Linked DNA regions of Homo sapiens: region 1 is linked to region 2. The links are chromatin loops, found by intact Hi-C in ENCODE. Cell type or tissue: GM12878. All regions are shown on one strand.

Region 1 (8,000 bases), 270 kb after region 2:
AGTGGTGCGATCTCAGCTCACTGCAACCACTCCCTCCTGGGTTCAAGCAATTCTCCTGCCTCAACCTCCTGAGTAGCTGGGATTAAAAACACCAGCCACCACACCCAGCTAATTTTTGTACTTTTAGTAGAGATGGGGTTTCGCCATGCTGGCCAGGCCAGTCTCGAACTCCTGACCTCAGGTGATCTGCCCACCTCGGCCTCCCAAAGTGTTGGGATTACAGGTGTGAGCCACCACGCCCGGCGATTCATGATGTTCCTAATGGTTCTGTCCATTTTTACAGCCCATCTCAGCTGAAAGAAATATCTAACAGTTCTGTTTATTTGTAAATTACACCCAAATAACTTAACAAGTATTTATGTCCTAACAACTTGATTTCTGAAAAAAAGAATACACATAAACTAAAAGAAAAATGAGTCCCATTCACTGTTAAATAATCGTAAGTGCTTAATAGTGAGATGCATGAGCCTGTTGGGCACTACGCAACTTCTCAAACTCTGGCATCAGGTTGGATGCCCTCACCCTTGTTTCCTGCTCCACACTGATTTTCACATGGTCCTGTTTTATAATACAGCAACTGACAAGAACTTAGCTTCTCAAAGGTATGACATCACTGAAAGAAAGTTATGCATTCCAGTAGTGAAACTGTGAACTACCTTGAGCTAGTAGTTCACACGGTGCCTGACAGATGTCAAGAATTGCTGTATTTTCCTCAACTATTTAAAATATTTCCTGGCACCCCTTTGAGGCCACTGCAATGTCCAGGGTGCCTCAGCTCACACCTTGGGAACCCGGAGGCTAATTAACCATAGTGAATCAGATTCATTTTCTATGCTACTACTGAAATATGAATTAGACAATATTATAGATAAAGCTGAATAATATGACTTGTTTTAATACAGTTCTAACTCGATTTTCTACTTCAATTCCATTCTTCAGCCATTGATATTTGGCTTTTTAAAAGCTGTCCTTGTAGTGTCATATGGTCACCAGATAAACTCTGCAGTGAAGGCTCTTTAGATTCAAATCTATGTTGAACTATTTCAATTTTATGATTTTTTTTTTTTAAAAAACAGAGAGTAACCCAAAGCTTACCAGGTGATCCTTCTTAGTAAAAGGGATTTGTGGGCTGTGGATCAGCTTCCCACTGATTCATCTGAGATGAAGACAGGACCCTCCATCCTGCAAAAATGGGTTTGAAAAAAGAAAGGAACTCTCCATTTACACGTGAGAATGGCTCAGCCCTAAGAATGCTGCTTGCAGGTTCACTGTTCTGCATTTAGAATCCAGGCCTAGAGAAGCAGCACGGCTTGCCTCTGCTGTGAATCAGACTCTATCTTGTGTTGTTTTAGAGTCATGTCTACATAGCTGAAAGATGATTTGGATCTTTTTCAAGAAGAGAGTGGTAAGGTGAGGTACAGTGAGGCAGAAGACAATGCTGGTCAATGCTTTAAAATCACTCTCTGAGAGGAAAACCCTTGGTTTCTACTCTCTGCTGATTTCTGTGTTAAAAATACTCCCACCGTGGTTGAACGAGGTCACTGAATTCAGAGTTAGGGAAAGAGGCACACAATCAGCTCTCACGAGCTGACTCTAGCCCTTCACTGGGCAGAACGCTTTTCTCCTCTTCTACAGCTGCCCACGGAATGCTCTGAATCTAGGGGCGTACTCCGCTGAAAGGAAGATTTATAAATGCTCACGTTTATTAGCTCCTAATTGAGGATATCTGCCAGACACAATAAATAAAGTTGAAAAACAGAGTGCTTTGGAGAGAAAGTAGGCTAATCCGAAGCTTTTTATTCAGGGGATGAATTCTGGTCTTCCTCTCTGTATATGGGACACTATCTTGACCTTTCTGGCTGAGTCTATTAGCTCAGAGGTGGCACTCCAGTGGTCAAGTCAACTGGCATTCATCAAGCACCAACCACAGGCTTGAAATTTATATTAGTTGTTTTGGAAGGTTCCAGGAGAAGACAATGTAGACTCCTGAGGAGGGGATGATGTAGGTGAGGAGAGAGGCTAATGGCACATGAAGCCTGCAAAACTGGGCTCTAGACTCTTCTCATTGCAGCTTCAGAGTAAATCAAGTAACACTGTCTGTCTTCCCAGAGGTACCCTTGGCAGAGACCAGCAGGATCTGTTGTTTCTACTGTTGGACGCGTTTATGGGCCCTATTGGCCGATTTGGCAAGCAGCTTTATATAAAATGTCTTCCGGAACCATCCTTTCCCCTGTGAGTCAGTCATCCTCAGAGTCCTAATTCTGTCCAGTTTGCATCAGGCCTCCTCAGTCTCTGTAGCCCAAAGCACACGATAGGGTACCAATGTTCAAGGCTCTGCTTTATTTTGAAATTCAGCTGGTGAAGCTATTATATTCTACCTTTCTCCAAGTAGTATGCAATGCAAAGTGGCAATTTTACACCGTGCTAGCCCAACATAAATTCACAGATGAGTGCACACCTTATTTGGAATAAAGAGAAACACAACAGTTATTAAAGGGGTGATTACCTTCCCAGGGACCATGAATTTAAAATTATGCAAAATCGGAGGTCGGTCTCTACAAGTTCACATAGTGATTTAAATGGGGGTAACAATGAATATAATATCTTCTAACATGTTAAAACTTCCACAGCAAACCTCTTATATAATGCTTTGTTGCTTCATTGATTTGATAAGTTTGTGGGGGTACATTTTGCATTCATATACGACGTATAAAGTATCTTGTTTGCTTTACAAAAATGAAACATCAATAATAACAATCCTCAGGTTGCTATGATTTCTCTGTCATTCATACTGAGTGCTCAGTGTCAGGAACAGCATTTGTTTTGCCCTTGAGGAATTTGCAGAGCAGTTAGTAGGTATCGGTGTCCTTTGTAGTGGTTCAAATAACATATAACTATCGTAATATATTTGAAATAAGCCAATTATTATGCCATTTGAACATCTATCCTCCTTAAGATATATCCTGGGTTTTACTGAAGGACTTCTCTCTTAATAACGTTTTTCTTTATGATATGAGCGTCCTGGCTGGAAGAGAGCTGAGCTTCAGATACATGGTGTTGGAGTAAGGAGAGAGTCTTTTCCCTCAATGGTTATTTGCATGGGGGCTAAGGAGCCTCCTAGTTGGGGAGGTGAACTTGAACTGTAGCAACAATCAAGATTCAAACATGCATAGACAAGTATGATGGCTTGAAGAGGAGACTGCAGGCAGAAGTCAGGAGACAGGGATGGAAAAGAAGGGTCACTGTGAGAGAATCTGGCAGGGCCAACAGACTCAGCCACAAGTCAGCAAGTAAATGGGGAGATGCTGAAATGGGTGAAATGTTCTCCTTCAGTATGGTGGCTGGTGTTTGAACTCATTTTACCCTCTCTTCCAGGGGCTGTGCACACCTTAGGTAGAAAGAGCTATACATGTGAACTGAAACAACTCTCTCACCAAATTCTAAGACACTTTGGGGCTCAAACTACTCTATTCAAACTACCCATCTAAATGAGCACAGAGACAGAAAACGTTTTCCTCACTTCAACACGGGCTGCTATCCTGTCACGGTAATGAACGACGGAAGAAGGCTGGTGGCTGGGGCCTTCTCATAACCATGAGAAGAAACAATAAAGAAAAATAGGGGTGGTGTGGTTTGGGGTGGTCAAGGCCAATGTTGAAGACATTGATACAGCTCAGAATAGCAGGCAGCATCCAATGGTGAGTGGAAGCCCAGATTAATTCCAAAACACATATAAAACATGTCTACCTCTTTGGGAACTCAAAAAATGTGAGGTTGGGATGAGCTGCATGAAGGACTGCATTACCTGAACAAACGGGTGAGGGCTTGAGGCTCTGGGGGCGCTCGTCTTTAATGTTAATGAGACTCATTCATACCATGGGCTGGGGAGGCTTGGAAATATTTTAGTTACATAAACTGACATCAACCCCTCTTCTTCTTTTAATTGATATGCAGTCTTAGCCCTGTTATCATCTCTGATCTTGACCATTTCCCTTAGCCACTGGGCAACCAATGTCTCCTTCTGAACAGTTGGGAGAAATGTAAATTCACTGTTTTTTCTCCAGAGCAGCCAGAGGTTCCTTAATTTGCATCGTTATATGAGTGCAAAGCATGATGATAAAATATGCAATTCTTAAGAAATGTCAAAGACAGCTCATTAGATCAACTTTTTTTTCTGTGTATTTTTTTTTCTTTTTAAACAGGGACCACTGTGCTTCCTTTCAAGTGACAAGAGTTGTGACAGCTGCTCTATAAGGTATTCAATGGTTAATTAAGACACGAGTGTCATTGCTGAGCTCTTTTGTGTTTCATAGAAAGCAGTTGCTAAACAGATGAAAGTAGGTCTGAGGCAAGGGGTAGCATAACTATTATTTCAATTAATAAATAGCTCTAAAAGTGAAGGAAGTGATAAAGCCCTCAAGAGCGTCTGTATCTGCCCCGGTTCTGTCAGGAAAATTAAACAGAGCACTTGTGATTGCCATTGCTTCTGTTTAAGAGATCCAAGCAAGTAGGGTCACCTGTGCTGAGCAGGTTAGAGCCGGCCTGGTTCTTGGGGCACCCCCTAGTGACATGTTCCTATACCCTAGGATATCCCTTTCCTTGCTACTGAAAGAAATGGTGCTGAATTCACCTTGTTCTTCCACCCTCATCATCCTTTATTCTCCCCCTCTCTTCTACCAAAGAAGCCCTAAAATGTATTTTCAGATAAATATCAGGAAAGCATTTATAAATATTTCAGAGGTGTTTCATAAATAAATCAGCAAATCTACAAAAAGACTTCTCTCTTTTAATGAGATCTTGTCTGTGGTATATCCCTTTTACTTGAGCATCATTAAAACCAGTTGGGAAGATTTTTATACTGGACTCTCTTTTCGGGGGCTTCATAATATATGAACAAGCCTGCTATGCGTCTGTGAAACATGTAGCCTCTTCTTCTGACAGATTAGGCAGCCCTGGCGCGAGGGAATAGCTTTTACTCTTTTTAAAGTAAATACTAATCAATAGCAACTGTACCGACAAAAACCTTCTTGCTGCCTAATTGCACCACAGCTACTCATAGACCCCAACAGAATTTTCCCCTAGATGTAACAAAATTAACTACCAGGGGCTGAGCTAGTGAATTATCACCATCTCTCTATTCAAATGTAATTAACACAACCCCCCAACTACCACATGTACCATTAAAGTACCATTTGTATGTGTAATTTTCAAACAGGGTCTAAAGGTCGTGCCCACATCAATCTTTTCAACACACACAGCTGCACAGGAAATCAAACTGGCAGGGAGGTGGTCGCAGCCATTCTAGGAAATCTCTCCCTCTCTCAGATATTGTTTGTAGTTTCTCTTCTGCAGCTTAATGCCCTCTGTGGTCTCTTTGGCCGTGTCAGAAATAGCCAGACTGTATCAGAGGCAAACAAGTGATTTAAGGAATTTTAGGAAGCCAATCTAGTACCCAGCCCTGGCCAATCCAGGGGCTAGCTATGCAGAAATCTTACTGATAGCTTGGGATGGATACTACGGCCACGGTGGTTAATAATAACTAAGATTTTTATTGTACATTCAGATTATAAAAAAACTTGTACCTGCATTTTTCAAACTCATTATTATTATTGGCAATTGTAGTAATACCAGGGGCTATATATTGAGCATTTGAGCTAAGAGCTGTACATCTATAGTTTGTCAATTAATCCTCATAACAACTTTATGAGTTAGGAATTATTTCCTCTATTTTAAAACCAAGGAAACTGAGGCTCAGAGTGAGTGTGTGACTCAAAATGCTCCAAGCAGCTAGAAGGAGGGAGCACCAGGGTTTGAACCCGATTTTCTGACTCTGAGGCTCGTTCTGACACATAATCACTTTGGGAGGGAGGTATCATCATCATCCTCAGCCCCCCACCAACATTATCATCATCACCACCATCATCATCAACATCATCTGCCTTTCATACATGAGGTAAACAAGGTACAGAGAGGTGAAGCAGCTTGTTCAGGGCTACACGGCACAGAAGAGTATGGAAGAAGAGGCTTGGAGGCAAGATAAAGGCAAGGGGCAGTCATTGGGGATTCATGGAATAGATGTCTCTCTAAATGTCTCTCATGTCCTGGTGGCCATTCCATCTGTCACTTTCAAAAGTCAGTGGAAAGAGCAATGTAAGAGGAGTCAGGAGTCAGGGGCCATCCACTCAGACCAGACACCAGCTGGGTGACCTTGACCTTGACATTCCCTCTCTGGGCTCCGTGCTCTTGATTACATAACAAGCTAGATTAGAAGATATCTCAAGTCACTTCCAGATGTAACATTTTAGGCTCTTCATTTGTGAATTATTCGTGCTAGAAGAGGCCATATGTGGAAATTTAACACAGCAATACTTTCTCAAAACTTCACCTGTAATGTGCCTGTTAGGACTCAGGCACCCATGTTGTCACAAAGCCATCTCTTGATAAAAGGAGGAGCCCTGGGCTGAGGATGCCCACATTTAGCGTTTTTTTTCTCAGAAATACTCTGCCACTCCCAGAGCCAACACGTACAAATAGCATTTGCTGCACACCCTCCACTTCCCATGTGTCATTTGGCAAGGCTGCCCCGCTTGTCAAGAGGGCTATGCAAAGTCACCAAGGTCTGTAACTCCAGTTAGAACTCAAACACTAATTTTTCAGCAGCAGAGTCTGTTGTGAGAAACCTTGCTCCCAGGTGCACAGTGAACACAGAGGGTCCTTCTCTAATGGGACTCCCTTGACTTCTTCCACTCAAAGACGCCTGGTTCCAGCCTGTGAGGCTGTGCATGGGGTCAGCTCCAATGCTCGGAACGTCCCGCCTCCACCCAGATACACACTGACCACATGTGTCTGGGGCTCCTGAGTTTTTCTCTGCCCATAGCTCACCCAGGGCATGAGTGCCTTCTGCAGTTTAGTTTATAGTTGATCCATGCTGGTGAGGCCTGCCTCTGAGTCAGGGCCACCATTAGCCTGGCCTTGAGGGGACATGCACCTTCATGCCTGAGCTGACCGTAGGGTGTGTGTGGAGGGGGCGCTTTTGGTGTCCAGAGGCACTTGGCATCACATTATATCCATTTAAATATGTTTTCCCTTGATTCTGAATGAACTGAGAGAAACAAAAAATACTAATCAAAATGGAATGCAAATATCCAAGGCTCCTTTCTCTCAGAAAATGCCCTATTTTCCCCCCTCCATGGTACTAATGTTTTAGAAATAGAAGGCACCTCTGGAGAGACAGGATAATACCAAATTTTCAAATCTGTAGAAAATGAGTACAGGGGTAGGCGGCACTATTAGTGCTACTAAAAATAAGCTTTGGGAAGCTACAGTAAATGGAAAAACCAGAAGAGTCATTCCTTTTTTAAACTGTACTGAAAATCCTGTATGTTCAGGAGCCATTTTCTCCAGAGATTCCAACAATAATACTTGGAATTCAATATCCATTTCTACAGTGGTCTCTCTCCCATTTTGTCCCCCTCCCTTCACCACTGCCCCAGTAATGCAGGCTAAATATTAAGCTTATTACCCCCACAGAAAGCGTGGTTCTGCCAACTGAACATTGTGCCAGATACCAAGAATTGAGGCGATTATGCCCTGCATGCTGCTTGGTATACTGAAGATGGGCGTTCTTTTACTTTATTTTTATTTCATTTCATTTTTTTTTTTTATTAAAGAGAGTTCTACTGTAGACAAACAACCCAGGGATTGTTTGAAGAAAAGGGATATCCCCTCAGACCTGGGGATGCATTTCTCCCTCAGTGGCTAAACCTCTTTGTCATTATTACCTCCAGAGAGAGACACCCAGGGATCTGCTCACACCACCCATCTCCAGGCAAGTTGAAGCATGTCCTGGAAAGCCACCTGAACCCTGGACAGCTCCGCCTGACTAGAGAAATGGTGGCAAAGGAATTCTTGCTGTGGTCCCAGCGGTGAGCATAACAGAGTTACCTCTCTCCACCCCAAATATTCAGACTGCAAGGACACTGGCTCCCAAGCTTCGACCT
Region 2 (8,000 bases):
ACTACCTATTTTTTTTTTTTTTAGACGGAGTCTCACTCTGTTGTCCAGGCTGGAGTGCAGTGGCGCATCCTGGCTCACTGCAAGCTCCACCTCCCGGATTCACGCCATTCTCCTGCCTCAGCCTCCCAAGTAGCTGGGACTACAGGAACCTGCCACTACACCCAGGTAATTTTTTTCTATTTTTAGTAGAGACGGGGGTTTCACCGTGTTAGCCAGGATGGTCTCGATCTCCTGACCTCGTGATCTGCCCGCCTCGGCCTCCCAAAGTGCTGGGATTACATGCATGAGCCACTGCGCCCGGCCTCACTACCTATGTATTTTCTAAAGGGTCAGATAGACTTAGGTGTAGGTTGGCCCGAGAAAATGCAGGGTTCCCAGTTAAATTTGAATTTCAAATACACAATGAATAATTTTTTAGTATATTCCAAATAATGATAGGGCATACTTTTATTCATTGTTCATCGACACTGAGTCCATTAACCAGCTGGTTTATTTATTTATTATTATTTTTCCCCTTGCTTCATTCTTTTCTGACCTTCTGTGGCTTAATTTTAGGACTCCTATTAGAGGGTGGAGGGAGAAATACAACTCACACGCATCGGGTGTCCTACTTATCATTAGCTGAGGCACAAGTTTTGGGAGGGGAGGGATTTGCTACTTTGAGCTAAAAATGGTGATTATCTGCATTCTCTCTATTACCATATGGACAGAATTAGCCATAGACTGATATTTTCCAGAGACTGGATTTTGCAGGCCAGTAAAATCCAAAAAGAAAAGAAAAGAAAAGGAAATTGGGAAATTGTGAGAAGATCAATATACTGTTGCCAAGTTTAAATTTGATCAAAAAAGGGTGTTTAAAAAAACCCCACAGCTACCATCTTCAATTACCATTAATTCATAAAAGAAAGCAACATTTCAATACCCCAAAAGTAGGAAGGACACTCTCTTCTTTATTTCTTAAATAAAGTTGGCAGCTTTACAATGGATTGCCCTCATTTTTGTGGAAACTTCATCACAATCTGGTGCTGGCTCTGAGATCTGAGAATATGCAGACCAGGTCATGCCACAGCAGCACCTATAAAGTGACAGCAGCAATGCTGCACTTTTCACAGGTTTGTGTTGGTAGCAGATAACCACAGAGCACCTTGCAGTAAAGGAAGGAGAAGGTGAACGTGTGCCAGTTCGAATTCTGATGATCTTAAATTAATATTTAATTTAAGCATTTTATTTCTGAGATGTATATTATTTGTGTGGAAGCATAGTGTGATTTTTCTCAAACCACAAAGCATTTCTTTAACTTATAATATATAGAAAACGTTTTTCCAAACTTCCTTTGGAGCACAGCTCAATCTCTGAACTTTTCTTCCCTATCTCTATAAAATGAATGCTTCAGGAACTGGATAATGTGACGCTGAACTTAAATAGCCCCCTTCCTAAGAGAGTTCAGAGGTCTTTGAAAATACAGGTAATTGAGCCTCCTGGTTCCTGAGAGCTGGCAGAATGTGTGACCTCAGCTGAGAAGAGTTGGGTATTTGCCAAAAGGCAGGTGTAGTTGGTAGCAGTGCTCAGAGACCAAGTCCCCAAGTTCAGATTTTCTATCCCTCTTCCCATTGTATACAAGGGAAAACTATGGTGTGAAAGTGGATGATTGCCTGAAATTGCTGAGTAATTAAAAGGAACCATGATGAAAATAAACTGCCCAGCCCAAATATCATATGTAGTTTCTTTTATCTTCCTCCAACCTGAGAAATGTATATAAAGGTATTTTTACCAGGGAAATCCTTCTTTAAATAGGGTTGAAACTCAATTTCATATGCTGCAGAGAGATGCAAGGTATTATGTACCAATGATCCCTAAATATTCTTTTCTTCTTCACATGGCTGTGAAGTTACAAACTGAGTATCCTTTTCAACGGCTTGTTGAAGCAAAGAATTAAATATACATGTACAGACTAAAATATATGTTAGTATATTCTTTAGAAATATGAAGAATACCCCCAGCTTTTCACAGTGATAATCTCTGGGTGGGGTCTTTTTAATATTATGTTTTTCTGTAATGATGGAGTTTTAAAATAATTGTAATTGTCTATTACTTTTAGAATACGTAAAAAAGATACACAGCATGCACATTCTCATTAAAAATCACTTCAACCTGGACTTTTGGGATGTCCTTTAAAGTCACCTAGTACTTGCACTTTCCCACAGTCCTCTGTCCAGCCTCTCTCAGTGACCTGAGACATTCAGTGCCACTTGTGTATTCCAGACATTTGTCTTTCTGAGAGAAGCAGTGCTACCACTTTTTTTTTTTTTTTCTTTTTTTTGAGCCAGAGTCTCGCTCTGTTGCCAGGCTGGAGCACTGAGACACAATCTCGGCTCACTGCAACCTCCCCCTCCCGGGTTCAAGCGATTCTCCTGCCTCAGCCTCTGGAGTAGCTGGGACTACAGGCGCCCGCCACCACGCCCGGCTAATTTTTGTGTTTTTAGTAGAGACAGGGTTTCACCATGTTGGCCAGGCTGGTCTCAATCTCTTGAGCTCGTGATCCACCTGCCTTGGCGTTCCAAAGTGCTGGGATTACAAGCTTGAGCCACCGCACCTGGCCCACTTTTTTACCTTCTCAAAACCCCAACTCTCCTGTAATTCCTGAAGCCCAGGTAATTTTCCCCCTAGCCCCATTGAATACTGGCTTGTTTTCATTTCTCTCTCTTTGTCTTTTGCCTTACTAATTCTGATGTGATTGTTTTTTCAGCCTCAACTGAATAGCAGAGAGATTTTGGCTTTCATTCCAGAATGATGTCTCACAGAAAGTCAACTCGTGTTCCAGGTATGTGATAAACATCTCACTAGTGAACTTCTTGCTGTTTCTAAGCGATTAACGGTTTGGTTAGCAAGCCCAGAGCCCTGCAGATACCTTTTGCCTCCTACACAAGAAGTAAGCTAATGAAACCCACGGAGCACGGCCTGCCCCTCTGCTTCCCTTTAATGGTTTCTGTCACCCAGGCCAGGCTGCCGCCACCATGACTCTGCACATCGATGTGCCGCCTCAGGGCAAGCAGAATGCAAATGACGGTGGCCCTCAAATTGCAATTTAAGGATAGCTGTTATATCTTCCCATATATTTCTCTTCCTAACCTCCAAATTTGAGGATAATGTGCTGTTTTAACTTATTCTTAGTAGGAAGAATGTTAAACCTTAGGGTGATGGTAGTGTATTGCTGAATTCTGTGTTTTGGAATAAATTAGATTTTTTTGATGTGGAGAAGGGAGAAAGGGGGAGAACTAAATGCAAAGATAATTTGATTTTAAAAGCTGGAGTTTCCTGGTTCCTGGGTTCTAGATATTTAAAAAATAGCCACAATTAATTATGTAATAAATTGTAGGAGGTTGTCAAGTTGTCATCTTTATTAAGGTGTTTCTTGCCAGACATATTCAAAATCTGTGTACTCAGATGTTAACTGCATTTGACTCTATTGATTAAAATATACTTTCTGCCATCAAAATGGAACTCCAAGATGTAAAGGGAAAGAACACTTTAAAAGGCGTTTCCAAAGTCGTCTTGGATAGAGGAGCTTTCATCCAAGGGTGCTATGTGGCATTCCGGAAATGAATCAGAGACTTGGGCCCTCCACTTCCTTAGAAACAGAGACACGCTGAAGATCGTTAGGGTAAATGAGTGGGACAAAGTACACTCTGCATTTTCTTTTTAATTTCAACTAAAAAAAATGCTGCACTCTTGTCTTGGCTGGAGAAACATCCTCAGCCTGTTCATCTCCTATCCTCTGCCCAAATCAACTCCAAATTTGACTGACTGAATTTTCAGTTCCTATATTTTCAGATCAGTTCCTGTATTTTCAGATCTGGCTCTCTCTGTGGTTGTGGTGGTAGCAGTGGTAGTGGTTATGGAGTCTGTAAGACTTGCCATTTTTAAAATGCCGAAAGCTCTCTTCAGGTTAAATAGTCTCTCTGTGTGATTCTCAAATGAACTCCTTGAGGAAGAATGTTCTGTGTGTATCTAGAAACCTTAGTTCTACAAGAATGAGAGCTAAAGAAGCTCACCCATGTCCCACAGAAACCACTTCTTCCCTTTCCTGAACAAGAAACCGATGTTCTTCATCTACTGTCTGTCCACCCAGGCTTGGAAGACAGGTGAAAACAATCCCATCTTTCTATTCCTAGAAAGAGGTAGGGATGTGATGCTTACATTCCCCTGGCTTTTACTTGCATCAAATGTGGGAGGAAGGAATAAAAGAGAAGAGGAAACTAAAACCTGAGAAAGGGCAAGAAGAGAAAGTATTAGGTTGATGCAAAAGTAATTGTGGTTTTTGCAATTACTTTTAATAGCGAATCCCCGCCCCCCAAAATCATCTAGCAATCTGCCCTCTGGAGTGAACTTGAATAAAAGTAGGTAATAGTACCACTCTTGGCTTAGAAGTATCTGATTATCCCTACTAACCAGTACAAGACATAGATTTCTGAAGGAAAAGGATGCCTACCATTGGCTCTTTTTTGTTTTTGTAGTTTGATTTTTCTTATTTTTTAAAAGGTTCTAAAAATAATACATATATACCTGGTAGAAAATTTGAAACTTAGAAAGAAGTTAAAAGAAGCCTACAAAATATCACCGCATCATATTATCTTATTAGCCAAATGCAACCACCACTACCATCCAGGGAGGGTTCTTGCCAGTATTTTCTCTATTTTTTCGTATGCTTTTAAAAATCTTCACAACTAAAATCATTCTGTGCACAGAATTTCACATACTACTTTTTATTCAATCAAAAATATTTTCTCATGTGTTTATTAATTCTTTAAATATTATTTTAATGGCAGTATAATTTGCCATCATATGACTATATTATAATTTATTAATAATTTTCCTAATAAAGGACATTCAGAGTGTTTAGAATTTTAGCCATTATAAATAGTATTAAATAAACATGGTTTTTGTGTGCATTAATCTTTACTTTTTAAATTATTTCCTTAGAATAATCTACTGGAAGTAGGATTACCAAATCAAAGAGTATCATCATTTTCAAGACTTTAGTACCTATCGCCAAGAAAGCTGTATCAATTTATATTCACAGTATATTAATGTCTTTCTGAAACTGACTGAATTGATTAATGTCATTTAAAAATCATGCTATCTTGTTAGGCCTCTGATACTTTGTATTTACTGGTAAGGCTGAAAATTGTTTACAGACTAATGAAACACATTATATATTAAGGTTATTTATTTTGTGCCTTAATATTTGAAAAAATACATCTTCTTATCAGTTTGCTTTTTGTCCTTTTTGCTGATTGTTTATGATCTTTTTTGACATACAAAAATTTTATTTTTCTCTATATTTCAATGTATTGAACTTTGTATTCTGTAATTTCTTCTATTACTGTAAAGTAGAGAAAATCTGCCTGTATCTAGATAAATATGCAGAAATACATTCTCGTTATTTAATTAATTTTTCAAAAATATTTCTTGAATTTATCTAGGATTTGTTATACGGCGTGAAAAAAATTTATTTTTCTCTGATAAGCTAAAAATCATCATGCACAATTTATTACTTTTTCCCCACAGCTTATATATGTATTCTATTGACACATATGCAAGATTCTTTTTACATATGCGAGATTATGTTTTGGGGTTTTCTTTCAGCACTTTACTGATCTCTTTGCCTATTCATTTATCAGTAGTTTCTCCATCCCTAGTCCTTTTCTTTCTTTTTTTCTTTCTTTTTTTTCTAAAGTTCTTTTAACTATTCTTATTTCTTTCAACTTAAAAGGTGGCCAAGATGACATACCAGAAGGCTGTCTAAAATTATTGGAGAAAGAGAATCTTTGCCTTTAAAGTTTTAGGTCTTAGGTGAAAACGATGCAGTGTTAGCTCTTGTGTCTATAAAGGGTGGGGTTCATGCTATGACACAGAAAATCAGAAAGGACTTTCTTGACATTTGTAGAAACAGTAATATAAAGAAGAATTAGGTACCTTTTGGTTCATCTTAAGTAAAGAAAATTTCCAGTGAGGAGATTGAGACATTTAATGTTAAAAAGATCCTCTCTCTTCTAGGGCACGAGTAAAGATATCAACCCATCTATCTGTAGAAAATTGCCAGAAACTGTCACAAAATAAAAAATGAGAGAAGGCCTGAATTACGACAGTCCTGGTGGGGTTCTACAAGGTGTGTGCCAAATAATTTTGTTTTCTTTTTAAGGCTTGTTAACAGTGGATAGCTTAAGGTGATGGGGTTATAGGTGATTTTTTTCTTGTCCTTATTTAACTGTATTTTCTTTTCTTTTTTTTTTTTTTTTGTCAAATGGTATAAAAGCTTTTTTTCTTAATAATGGCCTGTTAATTAACATCTAGAACCCAGTACTGGAAGCATTAGTCCCAAGAAGTGCAAAGTTACAAAAAGTGGATTTTCTATTTCTTCACCTCTTACCTTAATAGACACAGAAACACTAAAACTCATCTCATTAGAAGAGGTTTTGTGAAAATGAGACAGGACATAGCTAAACCAAGTGCTTTTCCTCCGAATAAGATTTCACCCAAAATGAGGTTGGGGACTGGATGAAGTTATGAAAAAACTACTCCTTAAAACTGCTATTTCTAAAGCTAATAGGAATTCTTTTGTAGTGGGCTTTTTTCCCTTGACAACCAACGACTGATACATCTTGCATGTTAAAAAGCAGAGGGCTATAAGTAAGTTTTCAGTGGAAATAATTTTTTTTCCCTGCACCTTCCCTTTTTGTGATACAGTTGGCACTATTTTACTGTCTTAAAGATTCCCATTTTACTTTAATGGTCTCTACTTTCCCCTTTTCTTAGCTCTTCTTAATTTTTATGCTTTTCATTAGTAGATAATTCTCTCTGGCTGACCAACGGGGATGAGGGTCAGAGTCACGGGCAATATACTATATCTGCGTTAGTCTGGCTTGAGAACAGCGAAACCGTGCCTCCTTCTCTAATTAGTCACTTTAAGTATCAGTGATGGGCAGTCTCTGTGACAATGATTTTGTCATAGTAAGCACTTGAAATACCTGCTGCAGTTTTTTCACCACCCCCCTCCTCCCCGTTTCAATCAGGCAAGTTTATCTTTGTTCTTTAAACCATAAGCAGGTTTTTGTATTTTTTTTTTTTTTTTTTTTGCATGCCACATTGAAAAGAAATAAAAACCAAGTGCCATACATGTCAATTAAAGGCATAAACAATTAAGAGATAGTCCATTTCCCCCTTGAATCTTTCATGCTTATTTTCCCTTCTTAGAATAACACTTAAAAGCCATCGAAGCTTCAACGGGACCAGTGTCTCCCCGTTTCGTGGGGTGTAGAGCAAGGTGTGGGAGGAGCGTTTGGCATGTCAAGTCTCTGCTCTACAGTGGATCTCCACGTCCCGGCTTCCAGTGGACAGCCCTGTGAGATGGGGAAAATTTCCTTCCGCTCAGATACTGTCAAGGCCAATGTGCCTTTCAGGAGATTGTCTGAGAGATTTCGAACATTGAAACTGTAAAAAAAATTGAGCTGGACAGATCCTTGCCACCACTTTTTCTGCTAAATATAGAAAAGTTGTCATCGGGTTGCACAAGCAATTTCCAGCTACAGCACCTCAGGAGGGGAGGCGGGCTCCTGTCTCTCATAGTTAAAGTGCATAGAGCTGAGCCGACCCTGACTCACGGGTTGTGAGGAACATGGGAAGGTGGTAGAAGAGTAATGAGAGAAAGGCGTCCTTGTTTTGGTTAAATATAATGACATGGGAAGATGTGCAGTTGATGATGGTATTTGCTTACAATGTCATAAAGCATCAATAATTTGCAAGAAAAGGGTAGAAGGAGCCCTACCCCAGGAGTCTGTGCTCAGAGTTTCTCCCCTATCATTGCTTTGGAAAACACTGTTGTATCGTGGAGGGAGACTGTGAGATATGGAGCCAAACAGGCATGGGTTGGCATCCCAGCTTTATCACTTACCCTTTGTTTGATTTGGAGTTAATTACTTAACTTCTCTGAGCCTGAGAGT

Evidence for each region. Hi-C counts contacts between places; a loop is a spot of excess contacts. Peaks named below come from ENCODE experiments on the same cell type or tissue, not always from the same donor. Only the 100,000 strongest peaks of a DNase experiment are listed, where the experiment ranks them.
Region 1: a loop joins it to region 2, with 2.7 times the contacts of the local background. A loop is called at or near these places in 1 of 110 quality-filtered maps.

The regions. Positions count from the first base shown.
Region 1 is chr15:60,901,227-60,909,226 of GRCh38, forward strand. All of the region lies in intron 1 of RORA (RAR related orphan receptor A), which reads right to left. Among named protein-coding and RNA genes, the nearest start is that of RORA-AS4, 140 kb to the left of the region's middle. RefSeq lists enhancers at 6,005-6,506, 7,013-8,000. In GM12878, a CTCF peak has its summit at 4,564 (motif pointing left); DNase peaks (open chromatin) are centred at 595 and 1,378; H3K27ac peaks cover 1,771 bases.
Region 2 is chr15:60,632,104-60,640,103 of GRCh38, forward strand. All of the region lies in intron 2 of RORA (RAR related orphan receptor A), which reads right to left. It overlaps LOC105370846 (a long non-coding RNA gene), which reads left to right and starts at 48. Exons shown (of 5, transcript XR_007064663.1): 1 at 48-165; 2 at 2,747-2,821; 3 at 6,058-6,169. RefSeq lists enhancers at 2,747-3,560, 2,776-2,825. In GM12878, no CTCF peak of the experiment used is centred here; DNase peaks (open chromatin) are centred at 2,921 and 3,858; H3K27ac peaks cover 1,476 bases.